Linked DNA regions of Mus musculus: region 1 is linked to region 2. Evidence: chromatin loops called from intact Hi-C (ENCODE). Cell type or tissue: heart. All regions are shown on one strand. Each heading gives the region's core, and the rest is flanking DNA. Links, peaks and the distances in the headings are about the cores only.

The links. Hi-C counts contacts between places; a loop is a spot of excess contacts. Peaks named below come from ENCODE experiments on the same cell type or tissue, not always from the same donor. Only the 100,000 strongest peaks of a DNase experiment are listed, where the experiment ranks them.
Region 1: it touches region 2 in a loop (3.0-fold over the local background); 12 of 42 quality-filtered maps call a loop at or near these places.

Annotation. Positions count from the first base shown.
Region 1 is chr6:72,271,774-72,280,099 of GRCm38, reverse strand. No RefSeq gene overlaps it. Among named protein-coding and RNA genes, the nearest start is that of Gm30782, 21 kb to the right of the region's middle. In heart, for the core only: a CTCF peak has its summit at 3,762 (motif pointing left); DNase peaks (open chromatin) are centred at 2,399 and 2,979; H3K27ac peaks cover 6,437 bases.
Region 2 is chr6:72,386,986-72,395,311 of GRCm38, reverse strand. Vamp8 (vesicle-associated membrane protein 8) reads left to right here and starts at 4,645. Exons shown (of 3, transcript NM_016794.3): 1 at 4,645-4,838; 2 at 6,892-7,050. The coding sequence starts at 4,836. In heart, for the core only: a CTCF peak has its summit at 4,160; DNase peaks (open chromatin) are centred at 3,951 and 5,101; H3K4me3 peaks cover 2,728 bases; H3K27ac peaks cover 3,811 bases.

The DNA.
Region 1 (8,326 bases), core at 62-8,061, 110 kb after region 2:
CCCCATGTATTTCTGATTTTTTAAAAGGTTGTTTCTTTTCACATTTATTTTCTTTTCTGTGTAGGGTGTTTTGTTTGCATATAATTCTGTGCACCATGTGTGTGCAGTGCTCTTAAATCTCCCGAAACTGGGGTTAAAAGATGGCTGTGAGCCATTCTGTCGGTGCTGGGAATTGAACCCAGGACCTCTGGAAGAGCAGCCAGTGCTCTCAACCATTGAACCAGCCCCATGTGTGATGTCTTTTAATGTTTGTAATTATTGAAAATGGAAAAATATTAAGAGCAAGCATACATATAGATGTCCTTTAAAAGATACTGTGTGAAGCTGGGGTTGTAGCTCAGTCGGTAAAGTGCTTGCCCTCGAGCCGTAGGTGTAATCGGGAGTTCACAGACCTGGGCGTGGCAGCACATGCCTGATATCCCAGCACTCAGGAGGCGAAGGAAGTATCAGAAGCTCAAGATTATCTTAAAATAAAACCCCAAACCAAACCAAATATTACAATAACAATAACAAAAGACCACACCAGAATAGTGTGTGTGTGCGCATATGTGTGTGTGTGTGTGGGGGGGGGCATAATTACAAAGTAAGCTATGTCTTAATTACTGAAGCTCAGACCCCTTAAACATCAGTTTAGAGTTTCTACTCTTCTCTCCCATCTTCATAGCTAATGAAAAACACCTAATGTTGACCTTTATCACAACTCAAGGTAGAAAAGAGGGAAATATTTGGTTATGCACTCGGTAAGTCAGATAATGAAGGCCCATTTGATCTTTGGACTGAAGAGCAGAACACACATTATGTGGATTAAATTTGTCCTAGTTCTGGAATCTTCTGACCATAATAGAAAAAAAAGAAGAAGAAGAAGAAGAAGAAGCAGCAGCAGCAGCAGCAGCTCTGGCTTCTATTTCTACTTTTCGGGGATCTGAAAAGCCTGGTCTTAAGGGCCACAGGCATTAACTTCCTGTTGTCACAGGCTGGTCCCCCAGTGCTATCGTTCCAGGGACTAGTGTCCATAGCTCTCGATCAGGCTATGTCAGCTAACAGGGGTCCTACTGCTTTAGTGGCTAACTAGCCCTTTTAGACAGAGGGAATCACCAAGGAACTCTCTGGCTTCCAAATCCTGCAGTTTAAGTTAGGCACAGGCTCTGACCACAAATAGCTGCTTCCAGAGTCTGGGTTTGAGATGACAAGAATCAGAACAAGGTGCTGGACTGAGCTGGGGGCACTGAGAGGCAGTCCCCGAGTCTGTCTGTCTGTCTGTCTGTCTGTCTGTCTCTATTTTCACCTCTGTCTCTCTGTCTGTCTTTGTCTCTCTGTCTGTCTCTGTCTCTTTCTGTGCATGTGCTAAAGTTTGGACCCCTAGCCTTGTACATGCTAGGCAAGTATACTACCACCAAGCTTCATCTCCAGTCCTGTTCCCCACTTAGAGTTTGGTACAAATATTCACTGAAACCTGGAGTAGAGCCGTGCTCTGGAGGCCATTCCTCCCTAGGTTTCTATTTCCAGAGCTGCAGATGTCCTTGGAGGGCACTGGCACCTGTGCCCCTGCATCCTGCTCACCTAAGCAAGTTGTTTTAGGTTGGAGGTTCTCTTCTTCCCTCCTTCCTTCTCTCCTTCCCTTCTTCCCTTTCTTTCTTCCTTTGACTGGGTCTCGTGTATCTCAGGCTTCAAGCTCACTATGTAGCTGAGGCTGACCTTGAACCTCTGACTCTCTTGCCTCCACTTCCTGAGTGCTAAGATTGTAGGCTTGTACCACCGTGCCCAGCCTACTTGGAGATTCCAACTTAATGATATTTCCCCCTTCTAGACAAAGTCAATCCTGGGGCACCTGAGACCCCCTCTTGCTGCTGTGATGTACCCCACTTGATCCCTGAGAGGAAACAAGTCCTAAGAAAGTATAGAATAGAAACATGAACAGAGACAAACCTCAAGGACAATGTCTGAGAGTTCTTACACACACACACACACACACACACACACACACACACACACACACACACACACACACACCCTTAGTACTTAGAAGTACATAGGATAGGCACCAGGGACCGGCCCAGGAATCCCATCCTGGCTGAGTGACTCTAAACTGGAGCCTGCTTTCTCGGGACTTTGGTGATCTGAACCCTGAAAGAGATGGAAGCTGAGGAGTTCTTTCTGGGCTTTCTGCTTCTGGCTGGCTCCTCCATTTTGTGGCACCAGGAGCCCTCTGACAGAGGCAGAAGGAAGCCAGGCCCATTTCTGGAGGACTTGAAGGTGTTTGCTCTTGGCTGTGGCTCTAGGGAGAAATTGTCTTTTCACTGTCTGCAATTAGGGCTGAGTCAGACATGAACTAGCCATGTGTTAAAATAAGCGCCGGTGTTTCTGAGAAGGGAAGTCCCAGAGCCGGCCAGGCCGGGATTAGCTGCTGATAAGGGGCCTGGCATTGTTCTATCCGTCCCCTGAGACCCACACCACATCCTAGAAGAGAAGCCAGGTCCCTTGGCTGGGACAGTTGTGGGCAGAGCTGGAAGGCTTGTCCTGCAGGCCATCTGTGGCTGTGGCTGCGGCTGTGCGGAGTCAGGGCAGCACAATGGTCAGGCATAGAACTTACCCTGGGTGCAACTTTGCTGTTGTAGCCTGGGCCCTGTCTTGTCACGTAGACAATTCTTACTCCTAGACCAGCATAGAGGCAAGTGGAGACCATGAGTCAACCAGCCATGTGTAAGTCCAGCAACCCAGGCCAGCCACATCCCTAACCCCAAGGTCAAAGCAAGAGCCAAGGAATGGGGAGGGAGAGGGAGACCTCTCCAGTTTAGACTCTTCAGTCTTAAGAAACAAAGGCGACAGGAATGTGAGGAAACCACTGTTTACATGGTTCTCATGAGTGGTCCACTCAAACGTGTCCTAACGCACTTCTGGACTGAGCGCGGAGGGGGCGGTGTGCTGAGGTGGGAACCGGAGATGGGGGTGGAGGACTCCGTGTTCTTGGGAAGTTGTGCGGAGGAGGCCAGCTCTTTCCCCTTCGGCTGCTCTGAGCTTCAGTGGGGGCCCGAGGAGGAGGGCAGAAAGGGTCCTGGTGGAACAACAAGGGCCTGGATTACGTTTCCAGCCAGGAAGGTGGGTAGGAGGGCAGTGAGCATCGAGGTTGGTTGAGGGCAGGTGACCACCCGGGGAGTCTGGGGGTAGAAGGACTTGGAGAGAGATGCATGGAACCAGAGAGTAAGGTTTTGAACCCAGCTCCCAGCAGGCGAAGATATTCCTTGGAAATAAAGTTGTCCATTTTGATCACCCCCATCCATGACCCCAATGCTGCCTCTTCACAAGGCTGCATTAAGCTTTTCAAGGCCTTCTGGAAACAGAACGTGCTCCCAGCTACACAGAGATCCTCCCTCTCAGTCCTCGATTCTAGGGAATAAATGTGACTGGCCCCGAGAGCCACAGGCTTGGCCAGCTGACGCAAGCCCACAGGAACAAGGGTAACCCTTCTAGCTCCTCGGTGGCCGAAGCAGTTTTTACAGCCCAAAGAGGCAAAATGGGAACTAAGGGTTGAGAGTGGGCAAGGAAACCACCTCAGGGAGAGAGAGCAGGGGAGGACTGGAGTTACCGTCTCCGGACAGAGCATGCCCACATCCAAAGCTTTTTCAAATGATCCAAACTCCTGGCTTGAGAGGTGGCTCAGGGGTTAAGAGCACCCGCTGCTCTTGCAGAGGGCCCAGGTTTGATTCTCAGCCCCTAACCGGCAGCTCATGAACACCCAAGACTCCAATTTCAGATCTGATACCCTCTTCTGGCCGCCTTGGGCACTGCATGCATGTGATGCATAAATATGTACGCAGACAAAACACTCCTACATAAAAGTGTACTGGAATTTGTGTGTAATCCCAGCACTTGGGAAGTTGGGGCAAGAGGATCAGGATTTGGCTACATACCAAGTTTGAGTTTGTGCTACATGAGATGCTGCCTCAAAACAACAATAACAACAACAACATAAGACAAGCAAATAAATAGAATTCCAATGAAGACACTCTACAATCTATTTGCCAACAATTAATATAGAAAAATGTCTAACTCCTTTAGGAGGCCATTTTAAAGATTTTACTTCTCTCTCTCTCTCTATGTATGTATGTATGTATGTATGTATGTGTGCCCGTACGTGTGTAGGGTGGAGTCTGATGCTGGGTCCCATCTTCCACTGGCCTAGCTAGTTTTATGTCAACTGAAGCCATTTGTGAAGAGGGAACCTCAGTTGATAAAATGTCCTCTCCACACTGGCCTGTGGGCAAGTCTGTGGGGCATTTTCTTGACTGATGATTGATGTGGGGAGGCTCAGCTCACTGGAGATGGTGCCAACCCTGGGCCCATGGTCCTGGGCCCAATAGGAAAGCAGGCTGAATGAGCCACGAGGAGCAAGCCAGGAAGCAGCCGTCCTCTGTGGTCTCTGCGTCAGTTCCTGCCTTAGGTTCTAGCCCTGATGAATGATAATTAGGACGCAGAAGCTGAAATAAACCCTTTCCTCCCCAAGTTGCTTTTGGTCATGTGTCTTCTCACAGCTATGAGAACCCTGACTAAGATACCTACCTAATCAATGAGGTGGGGTTTCCAGTCAGACCCAGGGCTTTGAAGATATAATTTGTCTTACCCGCCATCTTGTCTGGGGGTCCCCAACCTGCCTTTGGAGGCTAGAATTATAGGCAGGTTGCTACAGACACTCAGAATTGGCACTGAGTACCCAAACTCTGGCCCTCAGACATATATGGCAAGTGTTTTAAGCACTGAGCCATCCTCCTGGCCTTGAAGCGGGGCATTGAAGAGCAACATTTTGGTTCTCTAAGCCATTGACACCAAACTCTCAGCGATGGCACATAAACGCCCTGGTTATCCCACACACAATGTTGATCTGGGGATAGACATCAGCCTTTCACACACACCCCACCCCACCCCTCCATTACAGACCTATTAGAGGTATTTGGAGGTTGCCAGCAGAAGTGGATGCGGGGCCTTGGATTCTGAGAGCTGACACCTGACAGTCTTGGGGCACAGAGGAGTCTGTAGTCACCTCCTTTCCTTTTCTTTCTTTTTAAATATGTACTTTACATGTCTGGTGGGTGCCTGGTTGTCTGCATGGACCCCATGTGGGTGCAAATCCCTTTGGAGGCCATAAAAGGGCACCAAGATTCACTAGAACTGGGGTTACAGGCAGTTGTAAGCTACCCGATGTGGGTGCAAGGAACCAAGCCCAGGCCTTCTGTAGGAGCACCAGCTCACCCACAGCAGTTACATTTCTGTCTGCAAAGCCAGCAGGCCCCAGGAGGTCAGCTGGATTCTACCTCAGCAAGGCATTCAGGAGGTAAAAAAATGGAAGCAGTACTCACACACCCAGAGCACAGCTTACTCTGGTGGTGCTGATGAAGGGCGAGGCACCCTCCGCTGAGGGTCAGAATAGCCCAGCTCCCCACATTGGGCACTGACCCCAGCCCACCCCCACCCCCTTCCCAAGCTGTTCCAAGCCTGGGGCCCTGCCCTGTCCCAGGGAACTCTGGCTTTTCTCACACCCACACTTGCACATTCATAAGCAAGGCAAAGAAAGAAAGCAGGTATTGTTCGAATTCATAGCAGGTTATATTCTAGGAAAAGGTGGTGTAAGTGGAAAAGATAAAAACTGGATTGATTTCCCCACAGAAACAATACCAAGATGAGAAATCCTGAGCTAGGGAAAGAATTCTATGAAAAAAAAAAAAAAAGTCCTGACCTGGTCATGAAAACCCCCTTAGGCAACACAGTGAGAAATTAGGGCCGAGACATAACTAACCAAAAGAAGGTCACTCTCCACGTAAGACACCACAGGTGCTTATGCGGGGCCAATAGGCCATCAGTTGCAGGCAGTACAAGTTCTTTGTTGGAAAAAATCTAAATGAGAGAGGTATGCCCTCAACGTGGCGGCACATTGGTGTCACCCAGAGGAGCTGTCAATACCGTTTGCCTTGGGTTATCGAGACCAGATATCCTGATCTACTGGTTTATGCCTTGAAGCAAGATGTCGCTGTGTAGCCCAGGCTGGTCTTAAGTGAACTCTAATTTTTTAAAACTTTTATTTTTGTGTGTATAGGGGTGGGGAGTGCTGGGGTTACAAATGTGTGCCACCATGCCCCATTTACGTGGTGTGGATGTATTTGTGTGTGCTAGGCAAATATTTGGTCAACTGAGTCCTCCCCCTCTCCTAACCTGTATACTCTTCCCACGTGCTGTAATCAAATTAGTAGGAGCCCTTCTCCCCTTCCCTTCTTGGTGTGTGCGTGGGGGGGCACTTTGGGAGTCATCCTTCACTTCTCTACCTTACTCACTGAGGCAGGGTCTTTCAATCAAACGCAGAGCTTGAAGGCATGGTTAATCTCAACAGCCAGCTTGCTTTGCCTACAGTGGCTGGAACTACAGGTGAGCCGTCACCATCACCGCATAGGCCCTGGGGATTCAACTCCAGTTCTCACACTTTCCAGGCAAGCACTTTAACCACAGGGTCATTTCTGCAGCCCCAGAAGGAGCCCTTCTAAGTGTCCTCTCTGACCTGCTCTGTTGGCAGAAGCCTTCTCCCCTGAGCAGGCCTGTCTGGTGGCTGCCTCAGGCAACTGAGGGGAGCTGGGAGCTCTGCTCAGAACGCAAGACCAAGGAAGGTTAGTTTGGGTTCCTGGGTCCTCAAGCCTTCATTGCATGAGGATGGAGTGCTGTCTGGGATGGGTGTGGTGGGTGGGGTCGGCTGTGAGGTCTGGTAAGTGAACTGGGCATGCCCCGTAATCAGGGTGGTGGTGGGGGAGGGGCAGGAAGATGGGTAGACAAGACTGACCAAACAAGAGCTGGCTCCATGGGATCTCAGCTGAGGCAGGCCACTTACCAGGCTAAATTACTGTGCTTCTAAATCCAAGGTCACAAACCACGAAGCACGGAGTCCTTCTCCCCGGCCTCCCAAGAGCAGGTGACAGAGATTAGGTAATGAGGATTAGATTAGTGGTTGTTCGACTCCTAACCATTTCCCTTGTGTGTGGATTCTGATGGAAGAAGAGACCAAACCTTTCTTCTTTGGGTCTCTAACTTTGTTTAAGTTCACCTGTAAACTCCCCATGTGCTCCCAGGAGAGACTCCTAGCCTCCCTGGGCCACAGTCTCTTTGTCTCTGAGAATGGGGACAACATGCCCATGTCCTATATGCCCCCAGAAGTGTCGGGAATGGGGAGGACTGAAGGATGGCATCTGTGTGAGCTGTGAGGATGGAGGGGGGTGCAGAGGAGACTGGAAACCAGGCATCCCAGGCTAGGGTTGGTGATACCAATAGTGCAGTGGGGAGAACTTTCTAGAATGTGCTCTCTACACATTTCTCCATCTGTGGGCACTGGAAACCTTTACCTTGCACTGTTTTAGAGAGCTGTCAACAGACCACGACGGCAGCAGCTTTTGCCTGCCCCACCCCCTCCGGGCTGCCTGGTTGTCAGCACCTGTGCCAGGCAGGCCTCACACCAGTATACTGTCAGGCTCCAGTGGGGAACAGATTCCAAGCTGAGCCTCCTAGAGAACCCGCAGCCTGCTAGGGGCACTATGGCTTCTGGTGAATGTGAGGAACTTGAGAGGCGGCTGGGCCACAGTCATCAGAATTGGTCAAGGATATTTTGCTAGCTCTTGAGCCACAGTTGCTTCACACACTGTGTTTTGAAACTTGCCTTTGCTTTCAGTCTTTGTTCCACTCAAAAAATATTTACCAAGGGCTGACATGGCCTCTGTACAGCTTGCAACTCAGTGACTAAGTAAACATGAAAAGAGTGTGATGAGAACCTAGGAGCTGAGCCGAACAAGGAGCGGTGGTAGGGTGCGTGGGCGCCCTCCCTGAGCTGGATCACTGAAGCTGGTGAGGAGACGGAAGGTGATGACTGTGTGGGAAAGTATTTTAGGCAGAAGGTGGAGGACAGAGGACAACCTTGTGTGTTATTTACTCAATCACTGCCATCTTTTTTGAGACAGTGTTCCCCACTGCCCTGACACTTGTCAATAGGCTAGATTTGCCGGCCCGTGAGATCTGCAGGGATCTTCTGGGATAACAGGTGCTGGCTGCCATGCCTCGCTCTGCGGGCTTTGGGAACCCAACTCGGTGCTTGCGCTTGGCACTTTGTTGACTAACTCCCCCACTCCAACCCGAGTTTGGATTTTCTTCCATGTACCACAGGAAGTGCTGTGGGGTCTTAGGGAACTATGTGGATTTGATCCACGTTCCCCAAAGGCTACCTGCCACCCTGCGTGGTCAGAACGATAGAAGCCCATCCAGAATGGTGTTCAGGAGACTGGCTGACTGAGCCAAGAGGGCACTT
Region 2 (8,326 bases), core at 290-8,289:
CCAAAGGAGACTATGCTTTTTGGTTCTCCCCAACATCTAGTCTAAAGCGCAATTGTTTGGTTGAAATTGTGAGATAAGACTCACTCTCTCACTCCAGCCTGGAACTCACTATATAGCCTAGGCTAGCCTCCAGCTCAAAGTGATCCGTTTCCAGTGTTGATCAATTGCTAGAATTAAAAGCATGAACCATTACATCCAACTTCTCTTTGTTCATTTTAGAGATGAAGTCCTGACATATAACCCAGCCAGCTGAAACTAGCTGCCTCTTCAGACTGCAATATCCCTCTTTCCTAGTTCCTCATTCCATTTTCTCTCTTTTTTTTTCTTACTTGTGTTTTTTTTTCTTACTTGCTTTTGTTTTGCTTTGTTTTTGAGATAGATTCTGTCTATAGCTATATAGCTGAGGCTGGCCTTGAACTCCTGATCATGTTCAATCTGCTTCCCAAGTATAAAGAGTATGGGAGTGTCGTGCTATGCCTGACTTTTTATTTTATTGTCATTTTTCTTTTTGAGACTCTGTTAGCCAAGGCTGGCGCCAAGCTCACCGTGTAGTCCAGGCTGGCTCCTGCTTGGCTTTCTCAGGATGAGATTACAGGAGTGAGCCATATGCTGGCATAAAACGTGACTTTGCAAGTAGCCTTCATTCTCATTCCTATTTCGGGAACCAGAAACTGAAAGTTCCAGAGGAAAACTTGCCCAAAGCTGCCCAGCACATACATCAGGAGAGCCCAAGCCCAAGCCCAATTCACTAGATACTGAGAGCATCCTTAACACACTGCCATGGCTTGCATCCTGCCACAGCATCCAGCCACAGCATCCAGCCACAGCTTCCAGCCACAGCTTCCAGCCTATTCCCTCATTCCTTACAAAGGGACTGTAACTCAAAGGTGAGTTCCCACTCCCAAGTATGGTACTGTGAGCCTGTGAGCCTGTGAGCCGGGCACCAGTGAGCTGAGGACAGCAGGATCGTTGTCAGCTACATAGCGAGTACCATGCCAGTCTGGGTTACATGAGATCTTGTCTCAAGGGGGGAAAAATCACACTTTTGTAACAACCCAGGCTCAGAAAAGCCACTGAGCTTTTAATTTCTTCTGAAGTTCTAGAAACAAAACAAAAACAAAAACCTCTTCTTTCTAGAAACAAAAACCTCACAGAAAAACAACCTGAGTGGGTCACACCCAACCCAGAGTCTACCTCAGAGTTCTTGGTTCAGTCCTTAGCAAAGAAAGGAAGGGAGGAAATGGGGGAGGGAAGAAGGAAAGAAGGGAGGTAGGGAGGGAGAAAAGGGGGAAGAAAGGAAGGAAGGGAGAAAGAGAGGAAGGGAGGGAGGGAGGGAGGAAAAAGGACAGTTGGACATTTTGGCTCACACTTGTAATCCCCAAATTTAGAATCTGAGGAGGAAGATAATTGTGAGTTTGAGCCGCCGTGGACTACATATCATGTTCCAGGCCACCTGAGCTACGTTATGAGATTCCATCTCAAAAAATAAAATAAAATAAAATAAAATAAAATAAAATAAAATAAAATAAAAATCCAAAGAGAAAGCTGGGGAGGTTGCTCAGCAGTTGAGAGTACAATCTGCCTTTGCAGAAGAACCTGAGTTTGGTCATCCACACCCATGTCAGGTGACTCACAACAGTCCCAGGATTCCAACATCTTTAAGTCCTTAAAACAAACAAACAAAAACAGAATGAGACTGGGGCTATGCTCCACAGTAGATTCTTCCCTAATGGTGCACAAACCCCTGGGTTCCCCCAGCACTGGAATCCAAAGACAAAAGAGTAAAGTTGTTATTAGTTGTGTAGTTTACATTTTCTAGCAGAGAGGCTGGAGGTGCAGTGTGAATGTGGCTCGGGAGGTCGAGGGCTCCTCTGGCACTGCAGGGAGCACTGGACTCTCTTTCCAGCTAGGAAAGAAAATGTGGCTGACTGGCTGATTGATTAACTGACTGACTGATTGATTGATGAATGATTGACTGGAGACACAGTCTGGCTTTGTAGCCCAAGGTAGCCTTGAATGTGTGATTGCCCCGGCTCAGATTCCTGAGTTCTGGAGCAGCACTGCACAAGGCTGTAAAACGTTCATGACATTTATGAAAGTAGCGTTCTTCTTTTCGAACTAAGTTGCTGTAATCTGTTGTGCATTTTCCAGCCTCCGTTCTCACTAGCAGCGCTGGGAGAGCTCACTGGCCGTATGGAGTCAGCGTTGTACTGGGCAGCAAAAGAACAGAGCAAGCATTTGGGGGTGGGAGGTCTTGGGACAGAACCCAGGGCTTTGGCGATTCTAGGCAAACTCTGTTGCTACTGAGAGAGCCTTCGACACTGAGACAGGGTCTTGAGACGTAGTCCTGCCTGTCCTGTATCTCATTTTGTAGACTAGCTGGCCTCCCAGAGATCCCCCTGCCTCTGCCTCCCAAGATGTTAAAGGCATTCGTCACCACACTGGCCCAGGCAGGTTCTGTCTTATAAACCTCCTTGTGATTTAAGATGAATCTTTTAAAATATAGAGTTTTTTTTTTTTTTTTATGGTTTTTTGTTTCTGTTTTTTGTTTTTTTCGAGACAGGGTTTCTCTGTGTAGCCCTGGCTGTCCTGGAACTCACTTTGTAGACCAGGCTGGCCTCGAACTCAGAAATCCGCCTGCCTCCGCCTCCCAAGTGCTGGGTTTAAAGGCGTGCACCACCACTGCCCAGCTACTGTTACCTTTTAACTATGTATGTCTGTGTTTGTGTGTATGAATAGGGTCTGTGGGGCCAGAAGAGGGCGTCAGATCCCTGGAGCTAGAGTTACAAGTAATGAGTTGCCTGACCCAGGTGCTGGGAATCAAATTTGGGTTCTCTGGAAGAACAATACATGCTTTTAACCAAAGGGCCATCTCTCCAGGACCCAGTTCTTTCTTTGTGACCACTGAGCCCTTGATCAGCAGGATGGGGACATTCTCAAGGCCTCTTGACCTTTTGCCTAAGATCAAGTGTAGTACAGACATTCTCTGTTGTGATCTCATTCCTCTTTATTCTAGATTTTTCTTTTGCTTTATAGGAAAGGAAAGGAGTTGTGCCGCTTTAAGGTGTTACTAGGGGCTAGAGAGAGAGCTCTACAGCTAAGAGCACGTGCTACTCTTGCATAGAAGGGTCCAGCTCCCAGCACCCACATCAGGTGTCTCACAACTGTCTGCAACTCACCAGAGAACCTAACCCCTCTGCCCTCAGGCACACACACACACACACACACACACAGACACACACACAGACACACACACACACACTTAAAGATAATAAGATAAAAACTTTTAGCCGGGAGTGGTGATGCACACCTTTAATCCCAGCACTTGGGAGGCAGAGGCAAGTGGATTTCTGAGTTCGAGGCCAGCCTGGTCTACAAAGTGAGTTCCAGGACAGCCAGGGATATACAGAGAAACCCTGTCTCGGAAAAAAAAAACAAACAAATAAACAAAAAAAAAAAAAACCCAAAAAAAAAACCCAAAAAAACCAACAACAACAAAAAAAATTTTTAAAGATTTTTTTAAAGTGTTACTAGTTGCTTTAATTTGCTTCTGTAAAACTAAGCGTGCAGTGTTTGTAGATATAGCTCCTCCATGGCTGCCTGAGCAGGCACGAGGGAAAACACATAAGTGTCCCAAAATGATTCCGGGATTCTAAATTTATTATAGCCAACAAAATGAAACAAAACAAAACCCCTCTTATTTGTTGGAGGAGCTAAGATTTCCTCCTTGACGGTGTTATTTACTCTGGGGTGGGAAAGAATGTCTGTTCTCTTTCTGCCCTGTTATTGTTCTGTCTTGACAAACTCCATCCGGAGAAGAGCAGATTTTCTCTGGCGGAGAGCCACATGTGGTGGAAAAACCCTTTACTCTTAGGCCCCCATCCTAATCTGTCTGACAACCCTCTGACAACTGACCAGGGTCACCAACCCCCACGGTGACCTTTGGAAGGAAGTGTAGGACTGCTCAACTCCAGAAGGAAAGGAGGGGCTGGTGAGTGAGCCATTTCCCCGACTGTCCTGTGTCCTGTGACAAGGATAAGGTGCCCTGCCCCTGCTGTTTGCACTCCTCCCACTGCCTGAGGTCAGCCTTAGCACCCGAAGAACATTAGAGGGGGACAAAGATCCCACCCCCAGGGCCAACTTGGAATTTTCCTGGAGATTTTAAAGACTTTAATTATGTGTATGTGTGTGTATGTATGCACACGTATGTTCACATACCCACAGAGGCCAGAAGAGGGCATCTGGACCGCCCCTGCCCCCCCCCCCCCCCCGAGATGCAGATACAGGTGTCTGTGAGCAGCCAGGGGTGGGTGTAGGGACCTGAACCTGGGTTACTGCAAAAGCAGCGGGTGATCCCAACTGCTGACCCATCTCCCTAGCCCCCGTTTTCTGGGGGATCTTAGAGCTCTCTTCTCATACAGGATGGCCCTTGGGGACAAAGGTTGCCCAACAAGGTATCTTCGCCTGTACATTCGTTTCTATCTAAATAATGCTAATGTAAGTCCCTGAAAAACTAGAATTACTTCTTTGAAGCATAAAAGAAGTTTCTGAAAACTTAGGAGGACTGTTGATCCTTCTTTTCTCCTTCCCCCCTCCCCCAACCCTGTTGCTTAAGCTTTTGTTTGGGAGGAGACTAGGAGGACGGCAGCAGAGGGCAGCCGCCTACCTGGAGAAACCTGCAGTTACGTGTGTGGCAGGAGCCGGAGTGGCTGGAGTCGCGGGATGGTCAGGAGGCGGGCTGAAAGTTGGAGTAAGCAGGAAGTGAAGCTGTGGCTGCCTTGGGTGGAAACAGACTAGGCGAAGTTCTGCTTTGAGAGGCCCAAGTGCTCCGAGACATGGTGAGTGACGTGGGGACCAAGAAAAGAGCGAGTTAGAGCAGCTGCCAGAGGGGGATCGGGCCTGGGGGTTGCCTGTGTCGAGAAAGGTAAGTTGGCGGCAGTCAGAGGGCTGGCGGGGTTGGGCCAGCGCTGCCTCTGTCTCCTTACTTTTGACAACTCCTCCACAAATAGCTCCGCACTCCGGGCCAGGGGTTCCTGACACTTCTCCACCTCCTTCCTCCCGTGACCTCGGTGCTGGATCCGATCAGGATTTCGGTGGGGGTTGGGGGACCCAAATTCCAAGCCGAGCTGCTGCGCCGCGCCCTCCCCCTCCTCCGCCTCCTCCAGCTGGGCCTGAGCCCGGTGTTGTGACATTACCGGGCCACAAGCGTTCCTGCTCTTTGGGGCTCAGATTCCAGCCCCGCGGACTGGAGTTCTCCCCCTTACCCTCGCACTGTATCTATGCAGACACCCAGAGGATCTATCTGCCTGGCCACCAAAAGCACCACCCTTTTCTAGAAACATTAGCAACAGTGCCAAGGGTTTGTAAAGCAGCCAGATGGCGGTTCTTCCCGATAATCTAGCTTCAGCCCACACCCGTGGCCGGTACCTGAGGCCCCCTGGGTCCCTAAGGGAGGAGTCAGGCCTCTTCCCTCCTTGTTCAAAAGCCTTATCTAGAGGCCTCCTGGATAGAGCGACCGCAGCAGGAAGGACTTTTATTAATATCTGCATAAGCAGGCGGTGGTGTGCGGCCTACCAGGCGTTAAATTGTGGGGAAAGCAGAAGTATATGGTCCAACGGCACATGATGCCTTCTGGGGGCCACATCCACTGAACCGGGGCTACACTGCCCAGTAGGCTGGAACCAGAACTCACCAACAGCTGTCTGGAGAAGGGCATTTATTTGGGTTGGGCCGGGCAAGAGTGTGCTGCTGGTCAACTCTCACAGTTTTAGAGAGAACCCACTAGGATTGAGCCGAGGGAGGCTACAGGAACCAGTTAATAGTTCTTGGCTGTGCTCTGCTGAGGAAACGTCAGCTGGGTTTTCTCCTTGACCCTCTTTGTGGAGTCAAGACAGGGGCAGTCGTGTGCTGTTTTTTTGTTTGTTTGTTTTTTGTTTTTTGTTTTTTTTTGTTTTTCCTTGTCACGCTGAAAATCCTCCAAAGAAGGTGGATGAGAATCCAGGGTCAAACCTCATCTTCTGGGACTTAAAAAATGCACTTACATGGCTGGCAGCCGAGATGGCTGGGCAGGTACAAGTGTTTGCAGAGCAAGCCTGCCTGCCTGAATTCAGTATCCTGCTCTCTCCTGCCCATCCAACTGGAGGAGACAATCCACTCATGAAAGTTGTCCTCTCACCTCCACATGCGTGCCGTGGCATGTGCATACACGTATATTCCCCAGCACACACACACACACACAATGCACTTATGACAGACTAAGGATGTGGTTCAGCTGATAGAGTGTTTGCCTGGCAAGCGTCAAGCTCTGGGTTTCATCCCCAGCACCTCATAAAACAAGGATAATGGTACACACCTGGAATCCCAGCCCAGGGTAAGTAGAGACAGGGGGTCAGATGTTTAAGGCCATCCTACTTAGGAAGCCTATGGCCTGCCTAGGTTATATGAGAACCTGCCTCAGATAAATAAATCTGGGGAGGTGGCTCAGTGGGCTTGCTACGCAAGCATGAAGATTTGCATTGGATCCCTAGACCCATTTAGAAGGAAAAAAATTCCAGGTGTGGTGGTGCAAGCAAGCACTTAGGTGGCTCCTAGTGCTAGGGTGGTGGAGAAGGCTGAGCCCTGGGGCTTTTTGTCCACTCTAATCTCAGAGCCTCAGGCCAACAGGAGACCCAGCCTGTGGGGGAAAAAACAAGGGAGGAGTGACACCTGACCACCCGAGGCTGATCTGGGATATAAACGTGCTTGCATCGAAGTGAACATTTACGTAGAACATTCTCCTGGTAAACAGTTGAAGCATCAGAAACGGCTAAAATCTACTTTAGTTCTTCCAACCTCCTCTGGCCTCTTGGATCCTCTGCTGCCCGGCCTAATTAACCCCTTATTGACATCCAGGAGGAGGCCAGTGGGAGTGCCGGAAATGACCGAGTTAGGAACCTGCAGAGTGAGGTGGAGGGAGTCAAGAATATTATGACCCAGAATGTGGAGCGGATCTTGGCCAGAGGGGAGAACCTGGACCACCTCCGAAACAAGACAGAGGACTTGGAAGCCACGGTGAGATTGGGAGAAAACTGGGAGTTGGTGGGGGCAGATCTCGGGGAGGGGGAGAAGTTTGGGTGGGGAGGCAAAGTGAACAGAAGGGACTGCAGACTGTCATGTCTACTGCCCTTTTGCCTATGCAGGAGATGGCTGAGGTTCCACCTCTGCTTCCTTGCTACTCTGCTGGCTGGTAGAGAGCCCAGTGAGTGGTTGGATTTGAGCTTGGGTGAGGGGCCCACCCACAGAGCCATTTCTGAGACAGTTCAGTCAACTGCTCCATTCCTAAGCTTCATTGGGGTATGAAACTGATTTTTGTCTCAAAGCTTGCCCTTGGCAACCATTTGGAGTTGATGTCCCAAAGGCAAAGTTATGAGTTCCGGGCAACCCTTGGCCTTTCAGCATTCTCCCTCCAGGTGTAATTAGGCTGGAAGTTGGTGGGGGGCGTCTTGCTGAGTCCGCTTTAAAGCACAGCTGGGAAGACCAATGAAATCCTTTAACCCCAGGATCCCTGTGTGCAAAGGCCAAAATAATATCTCCCACACATCTTGCTTAGACCTCCTCTTTGCTGCCATGGACTGAGGCCAAGCTGCTCAGGGCAGAAGAAAGTCTAACACAAACCAAGGCTGGGGCCTCAGTTTTCACTTGCTGTGGAGTACACTGGCTTCCTGGGTCCATTGGGTTATCTTGGAATCTAGTGCCTCCTGCAGCATAAGCTGGGCACATGGAGACTTAGTGTCTGTATTAACTTGGAGAAGCAGGAGGCTTTTTTCTTTCTTCCTTTCTTCCTTTCTTCCTTTCTTCCTTTCTTCCTTTCTTCCTTTCCTTTCCTTTCTTCCTTTCTTCCTTTCTTCCTTTCTTCCTTTCTTCCTTTCTTCCTTTCTTCCTTTCTTCCTTTCTTCCTTTCTTCCTTTCTTCCTTTCTTCCTTTCTTCCTTTCTTCCTTTCTTCCTTTCTTCCTTTCTTCCTTTCTTCCTTTCTTCCTTTCTTTTCTTTCTTTTCTTTCTTTCTTTCTTTCTTTCTTTCTTTCTTTCTTTCTTTCTTTCTTTCTTTCTCAAGACAGGGTTTCTCTGTGTAGCCCTGGCTGTCCTGGAACTCACTTTGTAGACCAGGCTGGCCTCGAACTCAGAAATCCACCTGCCTCTGCCTCCCAAATGCTGGGATTAAAGGCGTGCGCAACCACGCCCAGCTCTTTCTTTTAAGTTTCTGCAGTGCTTTGGTTCTTCCTTCAGCTTCTACAGAACTCAGAAGACAAAGCAAAGTATCATTGAGCCAGGACATGTGCCCATCTGGAG